Linked DNA regions of Mus musculus: region 1 is linked to region 2. A link is a loop called in an ENCODE intact Hi-C map of the cell type or tissue named here. Cell type or tissue: heart. All regions are shown on one strand.

Region 1 (8,000 bases), 210 kb after region 2:
CTATCTTTGTTTATTTGAGACAGAGTCTCTCTACTTAGCTTTGGCTGTCTTGGAACTTCCTATGTAGATCAGGCTGGCCTGAGACTCACAGAGAGCTAGCTGGCCTTGCTTCTGGAGTATTGAGATTAAAGACATGTGACACAGTGCCCACTTTACCCTTGTTTGTATCTTTCTCTGTCCTCTCATATCCAAGTTACAGCAGCCCAGTCACTCTCATCTCCTCCACCACTGTCTTTCCCATGGGATATTACTGAATTAGCAGAGGTCCTCCCCCTGCCTTTGGTCCTCCCCCTCCTCTATTAATTGTGTTGCCAGAGTCATTCTGGAAAAACAACTCAAAGGGTTATTCCTTTAAGACACATGACAAGGCACTTTGGAGTAAAATGGTAGGACATTTGGGAATTATTTTTAAAGACCAGGGCAAGAATCACTGGTATTGAAGTGAAGGGAGATGAAATAAGATCATCTCCTCTCCATTTTCATCCCTCTTTTTCCATACTCTTTTCCATTTTTCTCCTCCCTTTTCTGTTCTCCCTTTTTTCTTTTAATTTCTTCTCTTTTAATCTTTTCTTCTTTTTTTTCCTGTTCAGTTGTTATTTTATTTTTCTTCTTCCCTTTTTTTTAGTGAAAGTTAATCACTTTTCCAGCCCTGATTTAGCATATTCAAGGATGAGTGGGAAGTCGACCACTTGTCCCTTTCTCTAGCTCAGGACATCTGAGCTTCTTGATTGATGAATGTTGGTTTGGGTTTAAAAATATCCCCTCCTTACTCTGCCTCCCTCCTTGCTCCCACCTTTCCTCTGTCCATCTGTCCATGTGCCTTCCTTTATTCCCTCCTTCCCTCTCTTTCCTAGTCTCTCTTTAAGATGGGATCTTACTCTATTCCAGGCTGGCCTCAAACTCACAACGCTCCTTCTGTCTTATTCTTCAGTAAACCATAATGATATAAGTATGTGAAAAAGTCATGAAGAAGGTCATTGTTCAGGGCTGTTGTAGACATGAACTCATAAGCAGCTGTAACTGCATGCGCAAGACCTGCACAAGATCCAAGCCAGCCAATATCGCAGCATGGATGGGGAGGAGCTCACAAAGCCCCACCCCCACCAGAGGCGCTATTGGCAACTGAGAGTTTTTACAGTACACTGTGTTGTCCCTTAAGAATAAAGGTGTGAGAAGGACCAGGGTAATTAGACTGATTAAAAAAAACCAAGCTGGCAGTGGTAAAAACAAAAGTACAAGAAGTTGGTTGGAAAGAGTGGCGGGTAGCACATGGGAGGAGCTGCAGGAGAGGAAGCGAGGGGTATATTTGATCAACATACATTATATGTACATATAAAATTACGTGTTGTTTGTTTCTTTGTTTGTTTTTGAGACAGGATTTCTCTGTGTACATTCCTGGCTTGTTCTGAAACACTCTATAGCCCAGGCCAGCCTCGAACTCACAGATATCTGCCTGCCTCTGCACTCTTGAGTGCTGGGATTAAAGGCATGTGCCGCCGCCACCAGGCTGAAATTCTCAAACAGTGATTTTTTTTTTTTTTTTTTTTAAAGAAAGGCAGGCTGGAGACAGATGGATCAGAGGTTAAGAGCACTGGTTGCTCTTCCAGAGGACCCTGGTTCAATGACCAGCACCCACATGGCAGCAGCTCACAACTGCCTGTAACTCCAGTTCTAGAGGATCTTCCTGCCACCTTCACACAGACATACACCAGTCTGTGCAGGCAAAACATCAATGCATATAAAAATGAATAAATCTTAAAAAAATAGAAAAGCAGAGAAAGTCATTGTGCTAAGAAAAAAACAACTTAAAAAGGTGAGAAAATACGGGTAACCATCAAAGCTGGATATGTGCTTCATTATTAATATTTCATTACTAATATTTTGTGTTTAAAATGTCCACAATGTTTGTTTTTTAATGAGGGGGGGAGGGAGAGAGGGAGAAAGAGAGTGGGGGAAGGGAGACAGGGAGGAAGGGAAAGAGGGGGAGGGAGAGAGGAAGAGAGGGGGAATGAGAGAGGGAGAGGGAGAAGGGAGGGGGAAGGGAGGGGAGAGAGAAAGGGGGAGGGGGGAGAGGGGGAGGGGGAGAGGGATGTGGATCTGGTAGCAGTTGGGGGAGGGAGACAATAACTACAATATATCACACACAAAAAGTCCATTTAACGAAAAAAATGTCCACAATGAAAAGATTTAAAAAAAAAAAAAAAGATGTAAGCCAGTTTTCATGCTCACGCTGTTCAGATGAAAGGGCAGAGTCCTTTCTCCTCTCTGTCCATTGAATGTGTTCCCTGGGCATCCGCTGCAAGAAAACCAACAAAACAGCCCTTATGGCCTGCCCTTGTAGACTTTCCGTCTCTTAAGTCTTTGCTAAAGTTCCCACTCTCTCCATCTGTTTTCCTCCACTTCTGTTATTTTTCATCAAGATGAGCTTCACACATCCCATAGTTATCTTTAAGTGCATGGGTAGAGCATGCAGTGTCATGGACACACTACCCCTAGCATGCCCTGAAACATTTACCACCCAGAAGAAAAGAATCACTATGTTCTTAAGAGGTCACTCCTTCAGTGTCACTCACCCCAGATTGGAGGCTCCACATTCCTGTACCTTTTCTTGCTATATTTTTTGTCTATAGATTCATTTCTATTTTATTATTTCTTACAGCCCAGTACCAAGAGCTAGGTATCTTAGAGTTCTGGAGGCTGGATCCATGAGATCAAGATCACAGGTTGGTTCTTTGTGCAGGCTGGGAAGGACAGTCTGCCCATTCTTCTCCTCTAGCTCCTGACACTTGGCTGGAGACTGAGCCTCATGCATGCTATGCAGTGCTCCCTGAGTCACAGCCACAGTTCTGTTAGTGCTCTGTGGTGCTCCTTAACAGCGTATTGCCCTGATCTTAGACCCCCTCTTCACACGCAGCCCTCCTAGGTCCACGTTCCCCTCATCCACAGAGGCTAAGTTATATCGGATTACAGGCCAGCCACACTCCATTATGATCTGACAGTCTCTTGAGTGTATCTGCGGTGAAATTACTTCCAGATAAAGTTATTGTCTGAGGCACTGGGGGTTTGGATCTCAGAAAATGAATTTGTGGGAAGGGCATAGTTGATATACAGTTTGGTGTATGTCTTAGTAAGGGTTTCTAGTCCTGCACAAAACATCATGACCAAAAAACACATTGTGGAGGAAAGGGTTTATTCACCTTACCCTTCCATGTTGTTGTTCAACACCAAAGGAAGTCAGGACTGGAACTCAAGTAGGTCAGGAAGCAGGAGCTGATGCAGAGACTATGGAGGGATGTTACTTACTGGCTTGTTTCCCCTGGCTTGCTCAGCTTGCTTTTTTATAGAACTCAAGACTACCAGCCCAGGGATGGCACCACCCACTATGGGCCCTTTCAGACTTGATCACTAATTGAGAAAATGCCTTACAGCTAGATCTCATGGAGGGCTTTTTTTTTTTTTTTTTCTCAAGGGAGGCTCCTTTCTCTGTGATAACTCTGGCTTGTGTCAAGTTGATACTCAGAACCAGCCAGGACAGTGTACCACATAGTTTGTCGTGTTTATTATTTATTTCTCTCCAGTTGCTTACCAGTTGCCATGAAGGCAGGGATGGTCTCTCCTCTTCACCTACTTGTGCAATGGCTGAACAACTAAAGACCGGAACAGAACTTCCTAGAAGAAATAGATGTCTGTTGGGGATCCTTCTGAATCACCGGTCATCTAGAACAGAACCTCACACCTGGCAGGAACTTAGTATGTGCCTGTTAGATGGACCGTTGACATTTGGAGTCAGATGGGCGACACTCCGTGACGAGCAGTGTCTACTATAACCAGTTACACAGACAAAGCAAGACATTTTTACTTATAAAAGTCAAGATGTGAGATCTGAAGGAAGTATCAGAGCACATTTGCTTGCGGTGGCTAGTTATGATCTTAAGGGTATACCATACCAGAAAAACTAGAATTGCTACAATAACTCTTCCCTCAAGCTTCCAGAGATAAGATCTTCTACATTTCCACACATGAACCATTCCCTTGCTCTGTGGCACATTTACATCAGTTACATAGTAACCAGCCAAACTTTTTTTTAATGTTACAAAATTTATATTTTTGTAAAATAAACACAGGTAGAATAGCTTAGTTCGTGTACTGTATGCTACAATACAAAAGCCTTCAGTTAACACAGAAAGACATTCCCAGAAAGAGAAAGATGGGAGATGGAGAAGGGGAGGAAAATAGATTGCTAGGTGAAAAGTTTCATATGAAAATGTGGGAAATAGATCAGAGTTCATAAACTATTAAAATGCTTTAGCGAGGCATGCCAATGGGCTCAGCAGACAGCAGGTGGCGCTCTTCCATCTTGGAGCGGCCATCTACCATGGGGGAGGGGGGGGGAGAATGAAAGTAATCTGCACTCTTAGTATTATAATTGGGGCAAATGATACAGACTTCCGGATTCTTTTGTTGTGTGATCATTTTTGTAGCTGTACTTTCACAGTAAGCTAGGCGCAGCCATTCTCTCTCATGATGGAGGTTTAGGAAAAGTAAAGAACAGGATAGATAAAGGTTGAAATGGGTTACAGCTTATTTTAAGAGTTGAGTGTCAGCCGGGCATGGTGGCGCACGCCTTTAATCCCAGCACTTAGGAGGCAGAGGCAGGTGGATTTCTGAGTTCGAGGCCAGCCTGGTCTACAAAGTGAGTTCCAGGACAGCCAGGGCTATACAGAGAAACCCTGTCTCGAAAAACCAAAAAAAAAAAAAAAAAAAAAAAAAAAAAAAAAAAAGAGTTGAGTGTCTGCTTAACTGGTTGGTGCTCACCTCACATCCCTCGGAAGGAGGGCTGGTGCTTACCATACATCCAGTGCAGTTCTATACACTCAGTTAACAAAATTTATAGAGATTCCTATTGTAACAGGGGAAGAATGACAGCAAAAGCATAAAGTTAGAAAACTATGCCCTAGGGGCCGTAGAGATGGATCAGCAGGTTAGGAGAGTGTGTGGCTTTTCCAGAGGACTTGAGTTTGGTTCCCAGCACCCACGTGGGGCAGAGGACCACTGCTGCAGCTCCAGGTCTAGGAATCCAGTGTGCCCTTCTTCTGGTCTCCACAAAAGCACAGCATGCAGAGTGCACAAACTCCTCTCTCTCACTCTTTCTCTCTCTCTCTCTCTCTCTCTCTCTCTCTCTCTCTCTCTCTCTCTCACACACACACACACACACACACACACACACACTTTAAAGGAAAACTAACATCCTTAAAAGAGTGAGAGAAAATAATACAATATATTGAAAAACATTGCCAGTCACAAGTCCCTTCCGGGCACCAGCACCGGGTCACCTTGAGCGTGGAGTCGGTGGACACCCCCAACGTCCCTAGAGGACAGCTTCTGAGGCAGGCCCAGTTTTGGGCTCCAGATATCTGGGCACCTTCCCTGCCAGAGGACAGGTGCCCTCCCTGTCTGGGAGGGCTTTGCCTGAGTACTTGGGGAAGCCATTTTGGTTCCTGGATTCCTCTGAGATTAGTCTGCAAAGGTGAGAGTGTGGACTACAGAAGCTAACAGCTTCTGGGACAGGTCCTATTTCAGGCCTTCATCTTCTGCCAGGAGGCAGGTCCAAACGTCAGATATCTGTGCACCTTCCCTGCAAGAGGAGAGCTTGCCTGCAGAGAGTGCTCAGACCACTGAAACTCAGGAGAGAGCTTGTCTCCCAGGTCTGCTGATAGAGGCTAACAGAATCATGGGAGGAACAAGCTCTAACCAGAGACAACTATAACAACTAACTCCAGAGATTACCAGATGACAAAAGGCAAACGTAAGAATCTCACTAACAGAAACCAAGACCACTCACCATCATCAGAATGCAGCACTCCCACCTCACCCAGTCCTGGGCACCCCAACACACCCGAAAACCTAGACCCGGATTTAAAGGCATATCTCATGATTATGGTAGAGGACATCAAGAAGGACTTTAATAACTCACTTAAAGAAATACAGGAGAACACTGCTAAAGAGTTACAAGTCCTTAAAGAAAAACAGGAAAACACAACCAAACAGATAGAAGTCCTTAAAGAAAAACAGGAAAGCACATCCAAACAGGTGATGGAAATGACCAAAACCATACTAGACCTAAAAAGGGAAGTAGACACAATATAGAAAACCCAAAGTGAGGCAATGTTGGAGATAGAAACCCTAGGAAAGAAATCTGGAACCATAGATACGAGCATCAGCAACAGAATACAAGAGATGGAAGAAAGAATCTCAGGTGCAGAGGATTCCATAGAGAACATCTGCACAACAATCAAAGAAAATGCAAAATGCAAAAAAATCCTAACTCAAAACATCCAGGAAATCCAGGACACAATGAGAAGACCAAACCTATGGATAATAGGAGTAGATGAGGATGAAAATTTTCATCTTAAAGGGCCAGCAAATATCTTCAACAAAATTATAGAAGAAAACTTCCCAAACCTAAAGAAAGAGATGCCCATGAACATACAAGAAGCCTTCAGAACTCAAAATAGACTGGATCAGAAAAGAAATTCCTCCCGACACATAATAATCAGAAAAAAATGCACTAAATAAAGATAGAATATTAAAAGTAATAAGGGACCAAAAAATGCCCAGGACCAGATGGGTTTAGTGCAGAGTTCTATCAGACTTTCAAAGAAGATCTAATTCCAGTTCTGCACAAACTATTCCACAAAATAGAAGTAGAAGGCACTCTACCCAACTCATTCTATGAAGCCACTATTACTCTGATACCTAAACCACAGAAAGATCCAACAATGATAGAAAACTTCAGACCAATTTCCCTTATGAATATTGATGCAAAAATACTCAATAAAATTTTCGCTAACCGAAACCAAGAACACATTAAAACAATCATCCATCCTGACCAAGCAGGTTTTATTCCAGGGATGCAGGGATGGTTTAATGTATGGAAATCCATCAACGTAATCCATTATATAAACAAACTCAAAGACAAAAAACACATGATCATCTCCTTAGTCACGGAGAAAGCATTCAACAAGATCCAACACCCATTCATGATAAAAGTCTTAGAAAGATCAGGAATTCAAGGCCTATACCTAAACACGATAAAAGCAATCTACAGCAAACCAGTAGCCAACATCAAAGTAAATGGTGAGAAGCTGGAAGCAATCCCACTAAAATCAGGGATGGACAGGCTGCCCACTTTCTCCATACCTATTCAACATTGTACTTGAAGTCCTAGCCAGAGCTTTTTGACAACAAAAGGAGATCAAGGGGATACAAATTGGAAAAGAAGAAGTCAAAATATCACTTTTTGCAGATGATATGATAGTATATATAAGTGACCCTAAAAATTCCACCAGAGAACTCCTAAACCTGATAAACAGCTTCGGTGAAGTAGCTAGATATAAAATTAACTCAAACAAGTCAATGGCCTTTCTCTACACAAAGAATAAACAAGCTGAGAAAGAAATTAGGGAAACAACACCCTTCTCAATAGTCACAAATAATATAAAATATCTTGGTGTGACTCTAACTAAGGAAGTGAAAGATCTGTATGATAAGAACTTCAAGTATCTGAAGAAAGAAAGTAAAGAAGATCTCAGAAGATGGAAAGATCTCCCATGCACATGGATTGGCAGGATCAACATTGTAAAAATGGCTATCTTGTTAAAAGCAATCTACAGATTCAATGCAATCCCCATCAAAATTTCAACTCAATTCTTCAACGAACTAGAAAGAGCAATCTTCAAATTCATCTGGAATAACAAAAAACCTAGGCTAGCAAAAACTCTACTCAAGGATAAAAGAACCTCTGGTGGAATCACCATGCCTGACCTAAAGCTTTACTACAGAGCAATTGTGATAAAAAACTGCATGGTACTGGTATAGCGACAGACAAGTAGACCAATGGAATAGAATTGAAGACCCAGAAATGAACCCACACACCTATGGTCACTTGATCTTTGACAGGGAGCTAAAGCCATCCAGTGGAAAAAAGACAGCATTTCCAA
Region 2 (8,000 bases):
ACTGGATTTTTCAATTTATATTCAACTTTTTTTTAAAAGATTTATTTATTTTATGTATATGAGTATGCTGTAACTGTCTTCAGGCACACTAGAAGAGGGCATCTGACCCCATTACAGATGGTTGTGAGCCACCATGAATTGAACTCAGGAACTCTGGAAGAGCAGTCAGTGCTCTTAACCACTGCCATCTCTCCAGCCCCCTACATCGGACTTCTTGTCAAATGAATGGGTATAGCAAAATTGCAATGTCTAAGGGGATGTTATCTCTATATTTGCCTCCACCACAGCGGTTTTAACTGGAGTCTATTTCATTTATCTCAGAAAGACTTCATGAAGAGCCAAAAGGCAATGTGAACAGTGTCATCTGTAAGATGCTGTAACCATGAAAGGCGTTCTGGAGGAGCTAGGTACCTTGTGGAATTGACACCCACATGTTCATAGTCCTTGTATGTCATTGGTGGGTCGCCAGAGAAAGCAAGAGCAATCTTAGCCACTCGTGTATTCTATCAGCACATGGATATAGGAATGACTTTCCAGAGAATTCTGGATGGCCTACAGTGTCCTCTTTGGACCGCTCCAGACCAGAAAACAACAAAGAACTAGAAACAGTTTTAAATCAAAAGTTATGATGACTTTATTTTAAATCTTAATACACCAAAAATATTTTTCAATGTTGTGAGATAAGCACTTGAAAATAAGAATTCCAACACTGCTGTGATTTCGCTGTGAGGCTTGATAGTGAATTTTCCCTCTGAATATGGGTTTAGGGCCTAGGAAGCAGAATGCCAGTCATTTTCCAAGTAGCAGTGAGCTAAGCCCAGCCCGGTCATGCTCAGACCCACACTTAACTGAAATATTCACACTAGGAGGCGGCACCACCAGGCAACACCTTGATCAACCAGGAGAACAAAAGTCTGAAGTGCCACCAAGCATTGGGGAAATGATATTGTTTAGATGCTAGTGAGTCAGGTTCTTTCAAATGTGTCCTAACTGGGTTGCAAACATAGTTGCATCCTTATTTGAGGACCAATCAGCTAGGACAACTTGACTATAATACAATTGTTTTGTGGGTGGACATGGACAACTGGTGAGTGACACAGAAATATCTGGATTTGGCTTTGCTTGACCTGCAATCAAAGTACAGCTTCCAAGACTTCCCCCAACCAACCACCTAGGCGCTGCACCCACCAGTACAACTCTAGGAAATGTTTGTGGGAAGATGGAAGCGTGGGTATCCATGCTCTGAGAATCCTAGTTTTCAAAGCATCTGGGGATGGGGACAATACCAGATTATACAACAGGCTTTTGGGTTTTCTATGATACTTGGAGCAGGTGGACTTTTAACTGGCCCTTTCATCTGTGGTTCCTGCTTTATGGCTCACGAATGTTTCTTCTAAGCACAGTCTGTCACAACAGGCACTGAGAATTCTTGTACAGGCACCGACATCTGTTTTGTGTCACTATCGGGTACAGAGGATGGCGGCCCAATGACTAACTAGGATAACAGAGCTTCATTCAGCGGGTTCAGACAAAATAGGACGTCCTTGTTTTATTAGATGTCACTTCAATATGCAGAGGTGACATATATGTTGTGAATTCTCACCCAAATCACTTTCTGATGGCTGGGATCTCAGGCACCAGGAAATGGGAGCTGTGTGATCATAAGCTGTAGATCACATGGCCACAGACTCTACTGTTGTCCCAAACTGATAGCAAAATAGCTGTTATCAAAACAAAGACTGGAAAAGGATGCATTTGAAGGCTAGAAAGTTCTGGGCTGTCATCATGATCTCCTCACAACTGTCTCTAGCATTGACACTTCACAAAGAACTGTGTCTAGACACCGATCCTGCCAATGCAACTCAGAGTGTGGTGGAGTCTGGGGGGTGGAGCCTACTCGGTCTCTTCTTCTAGGAACTCACTTGACACTGAGGCAATCCAATAGTCAAAGACCCATTACCTATGCCCGGAGGTTGTAGAGTGTGCCAGGGCTGACTTGGTGTCTGTATCTGGCAGTTCTTGAGCAAAAGCTCCTCTCGTCAGAACAAGATAGTAACTAGACACTCCCAGGTAACTGAGCAGCCTGGGAAGGTAGCCAGACTTCTGGAACATTCTACCTTAGTGTCATGGTGCCTTGTAACTCCGTGACAGGCTTATCTTACCATGAAGATATAAAACAAATGAACAAAAACAACAGTCTGTGGTTATCTTCTCTGGAAGTGTTTTCCTAGGCTCCTGTAGATATCCCACCCACATGAAACTTCTGCCTGAGCTACATTGGTCAATCGGTCTCATAAAGACAGCGGGAGGATTAATAAACCTGCTTTCCCCTGCAGCAATGAATATGGATTTCCCCTCCAGTCTTGACTTTCTATAGTGCAGAAGGATTAGAAAGATGGGGGGTTGGGAGGGGGGGAAGGGCACTGCTTGATCTAAATCAATACTTTGGCCTGGCATTGGATATAAATACAATAAATAAATAATAATGATAGTTGTTGTTTCTCCTCACAGTTGACACTAGAAGGTCCAGATAAAAATCTCCTACTGTGTGAATGGAGTGATTCTCACTAGAATTTCATTGCAAACTCAACACATTTGAGTTGATGCTCAGACCTAGTGACCGCACTGCGTTTATATGAAACCTTGGATTTGTGTTCATTCAATCCAGGAATTAAGTTTTCACCACACTGGGATTGGAATGCAGCGAGAAATCTTCAATAGAAAGATAATCTATTGCAGCATAGTGGGGCAGCTACAAAAACTTGCTTGCCCGGAATGTTCACTGACAGCAGTATTATCTACGTGGCAGTCAATTCTGGCAGGTTTTAGATGTGTCATAGGCCAGTGGTCCAGCCTCGTATCTTGATACAATTAGAGCAGCTAAGCTGATATGTTAAAAACTGTGTGCTGAGCCTATATCAGAATTCTGTGTTTTTAAAAAAACATGTGGCTTTTTCTTCCCATGGTGAACACTGGAATTGCCTGTAGCTACAGTTTAGCTGGTTTGGAAACTTAATTATTATATACTCATCCTGCGAATGAAAAGTCTAAGTTATTTTACAAGTGGAGAGAGCATGAAGCGAAGAACACTGAGACTAAAGTGCTTTGGAAGCATAGCTTAGTCGTTTTAAAGTTTATGCTTATGAGATTTCCATATTGTACCTGTATTCTATGGTAAATATCTAAATTAAACTGAACCGACCAGAGGAGCCTCAGGCTGGCCTTTTGATTAGACTCAATTCAACTGATAGGTGGCTTCTTGGTTTTCATTATCTTGCTCACTTTCTTCCATAAGGCAAGGGAAAGGCTTATTATTGTACACTATTGTGCATTTACAAAGCTCAAAGGAACAAGTACACCCTAAGATTCCACTGGACAGAGTGGCTTCTAGACTTTCATCTCCGGTTAACTTCTACCCCAAGTAAGAAAACATCCCTCCAACCACGTCCCGTCCATCAGCCACCACACAATGGTAACATGAAAGCCACAGCTGACTCCCGCCCCCGCCTGGCTCCCTTCCCTGGTCGTTCAGTTATGACTTGATCTACATGGGTCCTTTGTCTACCCTTGATCCCATTCCCACAGAAGGGAATCAGATTTTATTCTTTTCCAATTCCACACGTAAACAAGCCACACGAAAACACCCCTGTCATCTCTCACAGGAAGGCTGCTGAGCAGCTGTTCCATGAATGACAGCACAATTAAAGCTAAAATAATATAAAAATAATTTGAAAAAAAATCCCTTTTACTGTACACTCTCAAGTAAAGGAAGATAGGTGATAGTTTCTGCTAGCCAAAAATCGTGTTACTATTGATTTGAGCTTTATAGCTCCGTGTACCTCACGTACGTGGCTATGTGTGTATAATCTACGTGGTGTAGCAGCCTCTAATTGTTTCTGCTAGTTTGCCTAATCATTAAACTACTTAACCAATTAGAATACTATTATATCACATTGAACAACTTTATGTAATTGCGTCTTTGAAATATTAGGAACATCGACACATTTATTTGGCTTGTAGAGGACTGAAATATTACAGTTAACATTGTCTAGCTTGCTTCTTTCTTTCTTTCTTTTTCTTTCTTTCTTTCTTTCTTTCTTTCTTTCTTTCTTTCTTTCTTTCTTTCTTTCTTTCTTTCTCTTTCTTTCTTTCAGAATATGGCTCTTAATACATTGACTTTCTGAGTTCTCAAGTGAAAGTCACTTAAAAAATTTATGACGCTTACTTGAAGCATAGAGGTTCTCTCTCTCTTCTGATTTGGTCAAATATATGTCAGGTGTTTGACAGCACTTAGAACTTAGGGTTTAATCTCCGCAGGCCCTTAGTGGTCAGTTATTTCAACCTACTGTGAAGTGTTTGTTGAAGCTTCTCACTAAGCCAGCAGAGGGCACTTCTCAAGCCTCTGCACTGCTGAAGGGAGCAAATGCAGAGGCTGCAGAAACACAGTGTTTACCCCAAATCAGGCAGAGCCCTGCAGATCTGTGTTTGAAAGTCACAAAAATATAGAAAGCACAGAGTGTGTCACAGGGCCTCATTTAGAAAGCCAGGATTATGTGTGAGGTCGAACAGGGAGGGAGGCGAACACGCTGTCTGCACATTGGATGAATCCGGCTCTAGTCTCTGCCCATAGCCCTTCCTCCCTGTTCAGCTCCAGGGACGATGGGCTGGCATTTGTTACACATGGTACAAGACTCCATTTTCAAGCCAGCCAGCTGAGCTTCTTCCCTTTCAGTTCTGCATTTACTCCTCCGTCCTAAAGTTTGGGGCAACTGAACAACGGATGCTTGAATTCTCGTCGGAGAGCAGAAATAACAGTTGTCAGTGTGGTGTTTCAACTACAGGGGTTTCTTTCTCCCAGTAATAAAGTATCATGGGGGAAGTACTGTCCTGTGTTTGGTTGTAGCGAACATACAAGCCCTGAGGCTGTGCAGAAGGGGAAAGGCTCTACCTCTTTACTTTCAGTTGCAGTAAAAATAATTAAGACATCTTTTATCAAGGAGTTACAAGCTCACCTTTCTTTAAAAGGCCTAGCCTTTTGCAAAAGCATTGCTGTCCCAGATAGAAACCCTGTCTCTCCCATGTTTATCTTTTCTTTTAGCTCTGGTTTCGTGTTGAAAAGATTGCGTGTGTGTGTGTGTGTGTGTGTGTGTGTGTGTGTGTGTGTGTGCTCACATCGTTTGAAAAGGGGAAACTCCTTTATCCTTAGAGAAAAACAAAACAAAACAAAACAAAACAAAACAAAAAGGCTGAGTAGATTCCTCCCCCCACCTGCTTCCTGCAGTGTTTTGCTGGCCGTCCACTAATCTCTGCCCAATCTCTTTGCCCGTGGCTGCCTTTGCATCTAGTGTGTTCTAGAGTTGACAGGCCAGAGGGAAGGGGTCCCCTCAGCAGCCGTGCTTTGAGATAAGAGTTGCACTCAGCGAGTCCTCACCCAGAAAGGATCATAAACTTACAACCTAATCTTCAGTCCCAAGCTGCCTTGGGCCTCGTGCCTGCTCATACGGATGTTTTGTTTTGTTTTAGCTGCACCATATGGGATTCCTTGTGCCATTTTTCTTTTGTCGATTATTTTTCGTGATGACCCTGAGCTATGACTTCCTCCTCAGCCCTGACACTACTCAGCCTTCGTGGCTTTCTTCACTTTGCCGATGTAGGCCTCAAAGAAGAAATGGCAGAAGAGCACAAGGTAGCTGAGGTACATGAGCGAGGACCAGAAGATGTTCTGAAAGTGGGAGTAGCACTGGTCGTTGTCATGCTGCATCCAGTTGAAGACCAGGTAGTTAATGACACAGCCCATCAGCATCTGAGTGATCTGGGACAAGGTGATGAACATGGCAAACTTCCGGGAGACTCGGAAACCCGCAGCCCGCAAGGCGTAGTAAGAGTACATGACGGCATGCACGCCATAGTTCATAGTCATGAACCAACCACCCCCAGCGACCATGTCTTTGTAGGAGTACCAGGAGTACAGGAGCACAGTGATGTGGTGGTACCAGTGCAGGAAGATCAGTTTCTGTTTCCTCAGAATGATGAATATCGTGTCACCTGGAAGACAAAGAGCGGAACAAAGCCTCGTGAGTGAAGAAGACCAAGGCCGGCTCTAAGGAGCAGACATCTTGAACAAGCAAGACAAGGCTACTCTTCGAGATCGTCCACAGAACATCATACCTGAAACAGACAGCACCAAGCAGATTCAACCATATATATAACAGAAAAGATGACCAGAAGGGGGACAGGTGACTGCTCTCAAAGCAAGTACGACCAGGTAGCAGACTGAAGTGCAAACTCAAGTGCCCAACCAAATACTCCAAGATTTCATGACAGAAAAACGGAACCAGGACAACCCAAGGCTTACCCCTCACATACTTGGTGGATGGCCTAGAGTTCTTGATGCAGTCAAGGCCTAGTAATGCTGGACCTTGGGAAGCCTCAAGCTTCTGAGGGCTCTGGTGCCATCAGTCCCTGTTGCATTTACCAGAGCTGTTATTTATTTCCCTACTGAATTATTAAACCTAATAACTTTATATTTGTCTAAAACGGAAAGCCAAGTTGCCAGTGGTAACGTTTCTAAGCCTAGTACAAAATTTCTATTGAAATCCTCTGCTCTCTTGTGGGATGCTGATTTTATTGATGACTATAAGGACAGAAATGACAGAAGGCGATGGCCACTCTCATACGTATACTTAAGGGCCAAACTCTCCTTGCTACTACTATACCGCTCTGTGCCTTCCTTTCCTTTCTGGACTATAATGTAGACACAACACTTCTGGCTCACCTTTGTTAGTAGTGGAAAGGTAGAAGTCTAAGGAATTCCATCTTCAAAACTAATCTAGTCAGTTCTAATCAAGATGGTTTTTAATGAGTCTCTTAATATTCATTAAAAATATCAATTTGATACAATACTCAATTGTAGTAAAAGCAATTTGTCCTAAAACAATAAGCACTTCATCCTGCCTTACTCTTTAAATACCATCCTATCACATCACTCTTGCGTGAGGAACTTCTTATCTAACAAGACAGGGCCTGCATTACTGAAGTACTCTGTGCTCTCTCCTGTCTGTACGCTGGAGAGTCTCAGTAGGGCTGATTACTTTGGGAGGAGTGTAAGAAAGGGAGAACGATCTGTCATGAAGTCTTGAAAACAATAGCCACGTAAATTTACACCGAGTCTTTTACAGAACTCATGTTCAGGATGGTAGAAGCTGAGGGTAACTAGCTCCCTTCAATGGTTCTGAGCAGTGCTACTCAGAGCCATACCAAAGTTATTGTCCTTAGTACACACATTGAGTATGCTGGTTTCCCATAACATACCCTGAGGTTCCGGAAGGTCCAACCATGACTCCAAGGACTTTGCTATTACTATTTAGTTAGAGCCTTGCCTTTTGATGCAAATAGAGTTCTTCTGATGAAACAGCCCAGAATCATTTTCCATTTTCCTGAGTCATACCAAATCATGGAGTTTGCAGAAATGGCAAAAACTGTAGAGGAACTAAGAAATGCATGATAGCCCCAAAGACTGTGATGGGTTTGATGTTGGCCAGCCTATCTTTTTTGAGCAAATAAATATGCCTTGGTATGGAATTGGGGCTGGCCAAGTATAAACAAAGGGTGTTGATTTCTTGAAGGTGTCTGCTTTGTCATTTTTCTTTGTTACCTCTGACTCATGATCCTGCTTATGGCGAGTCCTACAACCATTGGCCCAGTTATTTTCAGCCAAGAGACAGCTAGCATTCAAGCCATAGAGTTTCTTATATCCAAGATCTCTGTGTGCCTATGGAAGTCAATAGCAACTCTTCTCCCAAGGCTGTCACAGCCACCGAGAGATGTGCTGATGCAACTCTGTGTATGTGGCTTGTCACAGACAGCTGAGCTCCTCTTGGAAGAGTTAGCTGAAGGACTGCTGAGTTGGCACTTCAAAACAACAATAAACTCAACTGAGCAAGGGCCTGGACTCAGAGCAGATGTTTCCAAGTTGTAACAGAAGCAAATCTCAGCAGGTT

Evidence for each region. Peaks named below come from ENCODE experiments on the same cell type or tissue, not always from the same donor. Only the 100,000 strongest peaks of a DNase experiment are listed, where the experiment ranks them.
Region 1: it touches region 2 in a loop (2.5-fold over the local background); 3 of 42 quality-filtered maps call a loop at or near these places.

What each region holds. Positions count from the first base shown.
Region 1 is chr3:129,418,411-129,426,410 of GRCm38, reverse strand. Gm35787 (a long non-coding RNA gene) reads right to left here and starts at 3,293. Exons shown (of 5, transcript XR_376058.2): 1 at 3,203-3,293; 2 at 2,230-2,296. In heart, a CTCF peak has its summit at 4,315 (motif pointing right); no DNase peak of the experiment used is centred here.
Region 2 is chr3:129,631,105-129,639,104 of GRCm38, reverse strand. It overlaps Elovl6 (ELOVL family member 6, elongation of long chain fatty acids (yeast)), which reads right to left. Exons shown (of 5, transcript NM_130450.2): 5 at 610-6,045. The coding sequence ends at 5,615. Among named protein-coding and RNA genes, the nearest start is that of Gm35986, 100 kb to the right of the region's middle. In heart, a CTCF peak has its summit at 4,389 (motif pointing right); no DNase peak of the experiment used is centred here; H3K27ac peaks cover 367 bases.